3 separate regions of the Homo sapiens genome follow, and all the other regions are linked to region 2. The links are chromatin contacts, found by Hi-C in ENCODE. All regions are on one chromosome and are shown on one strand. The core of a region is the stretch at or near the end of the contact, and the rest is flanking DNA. Distances in the headings are between cores, read along the strand shown. Region 1 overlaps PACRG (parkin coregulated). Region 2 has its middle 700 kb from the start of QKI. Region 3 overlaps QKI (QKI, KH domain containing RNA binding).

Region 1 (3,142 bases), core at 160-2,659, 820 kb before region 2:
TATCTTGAGCTTTCAGCCACAAGAATTTTAAACCTGACAGTGGTAAAGAAATGCCCTTCTTTCCTGATTGCTCCGTGTGCGTGGTATTCTGTAACCGAGGTCATTAAAGGTAGACGTCACAGTGGCAAGAGCCCGACAGGCCTGTCTCCTGGTGTGCCACCTCCATACTTTGGGACTTACCTGTTACAGTTTCTTGGCCTTGATTTCCTCATCTGAAAAACAGGAGAATAAGCTCTGTTAAGCAGGATCAGTACAAGGATTAGATTCACTTATTAACATTCTCCTACATTTGAAATTCTAAATGAGCACAAAAGAGTTTCGCGACTGTCATACCTTTGAATGGGAACTAATAAAACTAAAAATCCCATGTTGCCAAGTTTATAATGCTGATTCATTTTATGCATCACTTTGCCTGAAGTTTCAGCATAAAATGTGCTCTCGATTATCTAAGAAAAATAATGCATAGAGAACTTTTTATGACCAAATACTCGTCTATACCACTCAACACTTTTGAATGGCTTTCCCAATTACCTTCCCGGAATATACAGGGACCATAAATTAGTTCTACAGAATATCTAAAATAACTACAATTTAGGGGGTATGTGTGTAGCAAAACATCATGGAATGCACTCTAAAGAGAAATACATGTGAATTCAGATTGCATGTTCTTCAGGAGGGACTTATTCAGATGCGGCCCTTCCTTAGTGCAATTAACTGTGAACTGCCACAGTGAGATCAGAAGGTCGTGCCCAGCAAAGGTGAAACACAGTGATAAAAGCAGTCCCTCCATCAGCGAGGACAGGCTCAAGGTCAGCCAGTTGCCATTGAGATGCTAGACTGTGGCATGCAGATGGGAGCCTGGAACTGGTCGCTGGAAACCACACCAACAAATTTGGAATTCCGTGCACTGATATCTACCCCACATGAGCAGAAACTGAGTTTGGCCGTGGACCGACTGAACCCTGCGCCAGTTCCCATGTGTCAGGACTCGCTGGTGTGCAGAGTATTTGCTGCGGCTTTGATCTCATTGTTTTAGTTTACTGGCTCTCCTGATTTGGCATTAAATGCGTTAGAACCTAATCAGTTCCAAGATGGCTTTCACGATGCGGTTCCTTTTCCTAACTATTTCCAAATCAATTCACTTAGGGACATTATAGGTTAAGAGTAGTTGTTGTTCTCATATGAATCTTGAGTCAGTTTTTCTTTTGTAAATAACTTCATTCTTTTTCATTGACCTCCTCAATATTTATTTCTAAATATTTTTAATTTTTTAAAATACTTAAGATTTCATTTGAAATAGAATTAAATGAAAGTTAAGGAAGCCTTATCATGAATCCAGTTCTGCAATGTCATTCTATTAATAGCTGCAGTCTAAATACCAGTCCCAGCCATCACAGCATGTCCATCGGGTAAATCCTCACTACGTGTGGCGCATGTTGTCCTCCCCAGCCCTGTACTAGTCCAGGAGGGAGTTATTCTGCTCCCTGCTTTACCTATGAGGAAATGAAGACCGGGAGTGGGGACAGGGGGAGCTGGTGCCAGGGCAGGGACAGAGCTTGTGCCCCCCACCTTGACCACAGCACCACTCAGTCCTCTTCTGTTTTTTTTTTCTTTTTCTTTTTTATTTTATTTTATTTTGAGGTGGAGTTTCACTCTTGTTGCCCAGGCTGGAGTGCAGTGGTGCCATCTCGGCTCACCGCAACCTCCGCCTCCCAGGTTCAAGTGATTCTCCTGCCTCAGCCTCCCGAGTAGCTGGGATTACAGGCATGCACCACCACACTTGGCTAATTTTGTATTTTTAGTAGAGACTGGGTTGGTCAGTTTATAATGACCACGTTAGTCAGTCTGGTCTCGAACTCCTGACCTCAGATGATCTGCCCACTTCGGCCTCCCAGAGTGCTGGGATTACAGGCATGAGCCACCACGCCCGGCCTCAGTCCTCTTCCAGTTACCCACTACCCTACCCAGAAGTCACGGCCAATCCCCACCCTGTGCCAACTCCAAATTCACTTAATTATCATACGCACATGTGCGCATGCACGCGCGCGCGCGCACACACACACACACACACACACACACACACACACACACACACACAGCAATCACTGAGTGACCATCTTAATGGGGATTGGGTTACATTCATAACCTATTTTGTAGGAGAGAATTTTCCAAGGGACCAAAAACGTTGACCAGACCCAAATCTAAAAAGTATTGCTGCCCCTGCGCCTGTGAAAATGCAAGGGACTGAGCCAATGGGAAGAAGGTGGGGAGAAGGGGCTGAGCGCCCCGCAGCCTGCCCCCACCCCTGGACCTGCGGCTGCCTCCACTTACTCCTGGGAACCTGGGCAAACCACTTCACTTCTCCAAGCCTCCATTGCCTCAACTTTCAGTAAGGATGCTAATCATAGCACCTGCCTCACAGTTGAGTTACTAAGATTAGATGAAATAATGCATTTAGGCACAGTTCAGCTCCTGGCACTAGAAAATATTCAACGGTGTTAGCACTGTCGCTATTACTGTGTCATGACTCAATGGGAGAGCACTTAAGCTAGTGCCTTCCACACAATGGTCACTTAAAAATGTCCTTAGTTAAATGAAATCGGATGCGCATGAGTTCAGCGTGAGGTCCGGGTCAGGGAGAGGAAGGGGCATTGGCGGGTAGGGTTGCGTCGGTGGGGCCTCCTCTCTGCCTCTGACTGGCCTCTTTGCCCCTCTGCTTTCCTGGTCAAAGGTTCGTAAGCAAACGGTTTCTCCCACTCCTCGGAACATGGACTTCCTTTCTGGAAGGCACTGGCCTGGCCATTTACCTCAAATGCCGGTGTTCCTGGCTTCAGTGCCCGGCTGCCCAGCGGCCTCTCCCTGAGTCTGGGTTCTCAGGTTTCTGCTCCGCCTCTAGATGACCCCTCTGCCCGCCAGAGCTGGCCTGCGGGTCACCCTGCAAGATGACCCTCTGCCTGCCCGAGCTGGCCTGCGGGTCACCCTGCAAGATGTCCCCTCTGCCCGCCAGAGCTGGCCTGCGGGTCACCCTGCAAGATGACCCCTCTGCCCGCCAGAGCTGGCCTGCGGGTCACCCTGCAAGATGACCCTCTGCCCGCCAGAGCTGGCCTGCGGGTCACCCTGCAAGATGACCCCTCTGCCCGCC
Region 2 (3,576 bases), core at 572-3,071:
GGGACACTGGCTATAAATGGTGGGGTGGAGAAAAACACACAATGATGGTTTCCAAAGCTTGTCAGTTGCCAATGTTTTAGAAAAGTAAAATGTAATGGTGAGGAGCTGGGGAGTCAATGCTTCCAATAGTAGTGGTGACACTGAATTTGGTGCTTGTGATGACATGTTGAATATTCAGCTCACCCGTCAAACCACATCTCTTGAAGCCTGAAGTCCCAGGGATCAGAGCTGATAAGTCTGAGCAGCTTTCCTGAGTCACTCAGTCCTGGGACCCAGCAGCGAGCACATGTTTCCCGTTGCCTGTCCTGACCCTCGCTTCTGTTGGGACCTATACCTGCTTTATCACTGAATGCTGAGATGACATATTTTTCCCATGTTGTAAACACACCAACATGTATTTTTCCAGGAGCCTAATTGTAAAGAGCAGTCAGACTTGGAGGAAATGGTTACTAAATTTGTCTGAATCGGAAATGCACCTCCTTTAGTGGATATGAGATGGAACGTCGCAGTTGCTTCCTAAAGGTCTCCTTTTCATCATCCTCCTGACCTTTTATAAAAGAAAGAAGCAAAGAGAAGAATGAAAAATGCACGAGTCACTGTTTTACTTCTTTCAACTCCCATCGCTGATGTTGACATGGACCAACAGAGATTTGAAATAAAGCCAGTGTAGCGGGAGGAGTGGTGAACTCCAGAATTTTGGGACTAATCCCCACCATCAAAGGCTGGGCTGTGTGGTACAAGAAAAGCAGGATGTCAGTGAGAATCCGGCATTGATCTCCCCCGTCTACAAACATGAATCAAGACGAAGTTTGCCCCTGCACCCCACCTCACCCTCCCTCTCAACAGGGCCATGCACTTGCTTCTCCTTCCAGAGGAGGGGCGTCCCCGTGCTGCTGGAAGAAGCACTTGGAACACTTTCTCTTTTGCTTCTCTTTTTTTGGGAGGTTGTTGTTTTTGTGGTTGCCATTGACTTCGAGTGTGGCTGGGGGTGAGTTGCCCAATAGTTGTGGTACGTCTCAGACACTCTGTCACCCAAATATGGAACTGTGGCAGCAGAAACACCTTATGAAAATAGCATGAAAATGTGTAATGTGCCATAAATAAACAGAAAGAGACCGCCAGGAAGCTGTGCTAATCACCGCTTTGATGTCGCCTGAATTACTGTATTTTTTAAGGGCCTCGTGTTTCTGCTTGTTTGTTGCGACTCAGCTGCCACTGCTCTATGAAAGGTTGGATCCAGTTTTCCAGCTCTTCTCCCCTTTGCAGTGACAGCTGTTGTCCCTTGACTCATAGGAAAGCGATTTCTCCACCCTTCCCTGACTCCCAGCCCTTTCCTGGCAGGACTCCTGCGAACCTTACTCTTCGTCCCTGCCCTGAGGTGGCCGAGGGTGAGGACGGCCGCTTGGCCTGAGTCCATGCGCTCCCAAAGTTCCTGTGTCATTTGCCAGCCGGTCCCAGGACTCTGCAGCAACGTCCTATTTTTAATCTCTGGTAACCTGGCCTTCTCTTATTTGGCCATGTCATGTCGGGAAATGGAAGTTTGGCTTGACTTATGTAGCAAAGAGCTTGTAGGAGCACAAGCCCCTCGCTGAGCAGAGCTTGCAGGAAGAAAGCCCCAGATCCTTCAGTTTTGGGTTGCCAGGGCTTTCTGGCTTTGCCTACACCTGGCAGTCACTCAAAAAAAGTCCCAATCCTGAATTGCTTCTCATAAGTCTACATGTTCTTAGGTTTGATAAGAGCTCAAGGCTGCTCTCCTTGATTTTAAGATTCTATGATGTCACAAAGCGCAGGTGAATGCCAGACACTGTTTCCTTTCTGTAACTACCCAGGTAACCACTTGCACAAGTGACCTGTGGGCAGCCCTGGTGCAAGTTCCGTCCATGCCCGGGGCAATCCCGGCTCCACTGCTGGGTCCAGGAACGCCCTCTTGTGGTTGGAAGAGCTTTGACCGACTTTATTTTTTTTAAAAAAGAATTACATTATTAAACATTTTCTCAATTTTTGTGTTTTATCTAGTCTTGGGAGTGAAAAATGCTAGTTTTTAGTTGAGGATAAGTAGGGGGGAGAGAAATTAGAGGTAGTTTTACCATCATCATCATTGCTGTATTCAAGCCCCAGTCCACCGAGCTTGTCCTTCCAGCCTGGACATTGAAGACGTCTCTTTAATGGTCTCTTTGCCTTCTGGATTCTGTGCCCTCACCTGCGTCAAAATTAAACTAAATTTTCTTGAAACACTTTGTTTGTTTTTGTCCCTGCTTTGTTCAGAAAATGTGAAAAGCTGCCCTCTGGATAATTTAAAGGCTGAACCCTTCATAGGCTCTAGGTTCTTCTAGAGTCTTCGTAAACCCAGTTCGTCCTCTCCCAGGAGCGTCTCTGTCCATCTCACCACGAGGTCCTCATCGTGGCCCTTTGTGGAGGCTTCCACTTTAATCCCTCGAAGTTTGCAATTCATGTGTTTTTGCATCTTTTATCTTATGAAAACAATGATCTATCTCCCTATCTAGATGATCGCTCATGGGAAGGGGCCAACTCTTCACTTTTTCTTCCTCTTTGGTTCATATCAACGGCAGCAGCAATGGTGATAATGATACATGTGGCTCTTTCACTACCCACCAGGCACTGGAGAAACTCTGTGTGAGCATCAGTTTACCTAATCTCACAGAACACTGTGGCGTCCACATTATTAGTCCCATGTGACAGCTGGAGCAGCAGAGGTGTAGACAGGTCCTGGAGGTTGTCCTGGTTGTAAGTGAGTAGGAGAGGAGGCCAGTGCGGCATGCAGGACTGCGCTCCTGACCGTGTTGTCTGTCTTACAAAAGACCCTGTGATATGAGTTTGTTTCGACAGTCATAATCGCAAACATAACGATGAAACGTTAAAGTTGTCTGCTTTCAGACACGAATATAGAAAAAGATTTGGAAAAATAAAGCTTATTTAAAAATATTATACATTATTGAATATACAAGAAAATATATGACAAATGCAAATTAAGTTCTATCTCTCTGATGCACTCTCGTGGGTAGATAAATGATCATTACATCTTACGAAGCTGCTGCCTCTGAGTGGCAGAGAGCCCAACCAAAGGGGCTTCAACAGCAAGGAAACTGGCCACCCTCACTTGGTGGGCTTTGGGATTTACTCAACTGACAGCTCCATCTCCAACAGCATGCGGCGCTCGGGCCCATCTTTCCACTGGTGGCTGCTGGCGAACTAAGATGTAGGTTTGAGACCCACGTTTGGGCAGACAATGTTGAGAGGAGGAGCAGACAGTGGCTCGCAGAAGCTCTTCCAGAGCAGCTGGAAAAGACCTTCTCAGGATTCTCCAGTGGAGCTCACCCTTGTCCCCACCTATCCTCAAGAACCCCGCACAGTCGGGCTTAAATAGGGATGTTTAAAGAGGGTTCCCTCAATGGCAGCAACAACTGGGACACTGCTAAAAAGGAGGGAGGGAGGTTTGCGGTACAGGGATGACACTCCTGGCGTGGCATGTTAGAACTCAGGGTATGCTTTTGTTTCTTCACTTGTGTTTCTCACTTGGCCTTCTTCACTTGGGATGAATGTACTGTGGGATGGCAA
Region 3 (3,159 bases), core at 39-2,538, 550 kb before region 2:
GTATGTAGCCGGAGTTGTGAATCATATAAATCCTTCAGAAGTTTATCATGCCTGTTAAGATTACTATTACTATTAATAAAATCACAGATTGTATCGTATTTAGCATTAGAAGAAGTAAGTACTTATTATTGAGACTTGGCTTTTGTTTTTCTGAGATTGTTACTTTTCAGTGGATCTGTTTATACCTTGTTGAAGAGAGGCAGAACATATTGTCCTAAGGTACAAATCTTTGTTAGTTTTATATAGTTTTAATGGAGGAGGAGCATCATATTTGTGTGTGTTTGAGTGTTTTAAGCTTTTCTGGTTAAATAAAGTGCCTGACACTTTCCCTCTACCTTGCTTTATGTGTGGAAAGTTGTTGATTGGTTACACAGGTATTGAGAACTGAAAAAGGAGAAAGACAGGCTGTAATACAGATTTAGAGACTGCAAAAAAAGCATCTTTTACCCCAGGGCTGGAATAAAAGAGAAGAAAGCCTGTGTAATGATGAAACCAAGACCCTGGCTTGGTGTCTCTCAGCTACTTCAAGAACCTCAGGAGCTCAGAGGGGAGAACCCTAGCTGGCTGCTTCTGGTGTGCATGGAGGGAAGGGGCTGCACGATGAGACTGGTTCTAGAGGTGCTGGGAAAGAAGCATGGAGCCAGGAGACAGCTGCCTCTGGCAAGTGCATAGCTGAAAGGAGCGCACATGGGAAAGAGAACATCTCTTTCCCTCATCCAGCTCTTCAGGGTCGGCTGCTTTACACCCACACTATGCCTCAGTTCTGAGAACCTCACAGAAAACCGGCTGGCAAAGAAGTAGTAGTTGTAGAGCCCTACACTTAAGCATTGGAAAGCATATGGCAGTTCAGTTTGGAACTTAGTAACTGCCACATCATCTTGGAGAAAAACTCAAGAAATATGAAAGCATATTTTTCTACCAGCTGTATAGGATAAGTTGGAATAAGTTGATCAACCAGATGAATATTCAGCTGTGTACCTGACATCTCCACTTAGGTGTTTAAGATAAGTATTTCAGATGTAACCTTTCAAGAGAGAACTTCTGATTCCATATTCCTCAATTTTTATCTCATTACATGGAGCCACCGTCTACTTTATTGCTTAAATCAAGAACCTAAACAACATTGTTCAATTTCTCCTTTTCCCTTACCCTCTGTGTCCAACTGATCATCATGCCTTGTCAGGTTAACATAACTCTTTTCATCTCTGTTACAACCTCTACCCCAGTCCAGTTCATCCTCTCTGTTGCCTGGACAATGTTAAAGCTCATGACCTATCTCAGTAATCACGCTGGCGCCCCCAGCAGTCCATCCACAAAATAGCACAGTGAGGCTTTAAAGACAAATCCTTTTTTGTCACTTCCCTCTCATAAACCCCTTTGTTTAAGTCAATCAAATTATCTGTCATCTTCTGTCTGCCAAAGCTGTCGGAGCAGATCAAGGTGGTAATTGGCATCAAAATTCTTCATAAAATGTGGTCACTCATCATTTTTTCTTTTCTCTGATATTTGTTATTCTTCAATTAAATTAGTCATGTATTTTTTTGTTTGGAAAACCTTTTCTACCCATTATTTCAAATTTATAGAAAACTAATTCATTTTTTAAAATATGTTGAGCACATTCATTTTTGCAAGGCTTTGGGGGTTACAAGGAACATGGGTTTATTGGTTATTGGTTAGTTTATGGATACAATTCATGATAAATTTCTTTAAAAATCAAAAAATAGAAAAACTGAGATAGCACATGGCTATATATGATTGATCACCCCAAAAATAAGCAGCATGAATTTATAAAAGCAAGACCAGTATGCGTGAGAGTTCTTAGAAAAGCCTGCACTCAGGAGAATCGCTTGAACCAGGGAGTTGGAGGTTGCAGTGAGCCAAGATCACGCCACAGCACTGAAGCCTAGCGACAGAGCGAAACTCCAGCTCAAAAAAAAAAAAAAAAAAAAAGCCTGCACTCTGAGAGAAAACGATGATCTGTGTTATTGAGGAACACATAGGATGCTTCCAATAGGAGCCTAACTTGGAGAGGAAAGTACCAGGTCTACTCGGGGATTGTGGACAGATGATTTTGACTAATGCAAAACATTTGCAAGCAAGGTTGCTCATGTAAACTGTTCAATGCCCTGAATGCTGGAGAATTTGGGCCTTTGTGATAGGCAGTGGTTCGAATTATTTTTTTAGTTGACATAGTTTTAATGATTTGGAAATACACATTTGTTTCAGCTCTCTGGTGATTACTTTGTTGTAGTTTTTTTTTAAAAGTATATAGATCTAAAAATACTAAATAAACATGATTTTCTTACTTTCTAACATGTGGTCTGATGAATTCAAAAGATACTTCCACTTAAAGGCATCATAAGACTGGAGAAGGTATAATGTAATGGTTAAACATGAGGACTTTGAATCAGGTATTCTGGGTTGGAAGCCAGGTTTGCAATGTGAACTTTTGTGGCTTTGGATAAGCTGCCTACCCTGCCTGAGCCTCAGGGATAATGCACTGCCAATACCACACATTTGTTAGGAAGCGTAAATGATTGGATAATGAAGATCTAGTGTCTAAGTCTAGAAAAGTTGAACAATGTATAAATTACATTAAACGTGACCTGTTTGTATCCTTTTAACATAGCTGTTAAACATAGTTGATGATGGCTGGGCACAGTGGCTCACGCCTGTAGTCCCAGCACTTTGGGAGGCCGAGGCGGGTAGATCACCTGAGGTCAGGAGTTCGAGACCAGCCTGACCAACATGGTGAAACCGCATCTCTACTAAATACAAAAAATTAGCTGGGCGTAGTGACATATGCCTGTAATCCCAGCTACTTGGGAGGCTGAGGCAGGAGAATCCCAGGAGGCGAAGTTGCAGTGAGCTGAGATTGCACCATTGCACTCCAGCCTGGGCAACAAAAGCAAAATTCCACCTCAAAAAAAAAAAAAAAAAAAAACAACAAACAACAGAAAAGGCATAGTTGATGACATATCTATATCTTAATATGCATAAATTAAAATATATATATTTATACATACCCATAATTGGTCATCCTTAATTGCAAGCCTCCAGAAGTTCAGAAAACTGTGTTTATAGTTGCTTCACCCCACTTAGTGTGAGTATTTTTCTGTTTGTTACGGACTGGATTATGGGCGTATCCCCCAGACTCTG

Evidence for each region. A loop is a pair of places that touch in the nucleus more often than their neighbours do. Pooled maps may share reads with other maps.
Region 1: a map of heart right ventricle shows a loop between it and region 2 (5-fold over the local background). The contact joins two enhancer-like sites. A Hi-C loop is called at or near these places in 4 of 168 maps with a recorded cell type or tissue (Right ventricle myocardium inferior, gastrocnemius medialis, heart left ventricle and 1 more) and 8 of 50 pooled maps.
Region 3: a map of heart right ventricle shows a loop between it and region 2 (2.8-fold over the local background). The contact joins two enhancer-like sites. A Hi-C loop is called at or near these places in 4 of 168 maps with a recorded cell type or tissue (A673, heart right ventricle and left ventricle myocardium inferior) and 10 of 50 pooled maps.

Annotation. Positions count from the first base shown.
Region 1 is chr6:163,288,227-163,291,368 of GRCh38, forward strand. The region is part of intron 4 of PACRG (parkin coregulated); the gene reads left to right. Among named protein-coding and RNA genes, the nearest start is that of PACRG-AS1, 35 kb to the right of the region's middle. RefSeq lists an enhancer at 2,647-3,142. Within about 2 kb of position 1,410, at least 5 of the 41 ENCODE cell types and tissues checked have a DNase peak (open chromatin) inside an H3K27ac peak, as active enhancers do; they include gastrocnemius medialis, heart left ventricle and heart right ventricle, where a contact is called at or near this core.
Region 2 is chr6:164,108,035-164,111,610 of GRCh38, forward strand. No RefSeq gene overlaps it. Among named protein-coding and RNA genes, the nearest start is that of QKI, 700 kb to the left of the region's middle. RefSeq lists an enhancer at 83-377. Within about 2 kb of position 1,822, at least 12 of the 41 ENCODE cell types and tissues checked have a DNase peak (open chromatin) inside an H3K27ac peak, as active enhancers do; they include gastrocnemius medialis, heart left ventricle and heart right ventricle, where a contact is called at or near this core.
Region 3 is chr6:163,553,581-163,556,739 of GRCh38, forward strand. All of the region lies in intron 4 of QKI (QKI, KH domain containing RNA binding), which reads left to right. Among named protein-coding and RNA genes, the nearest start is that of QKI, 140 kb to the left of the region's middle. Within about 2 kb of position 1,289, at least 5 of the 41 ENCODE cell types and tissues checked have a DNase peak (open chromatin) inside an H3K27ac peak, as active enhancers do; they include heart right ventricle, where a contact is called at or near this core.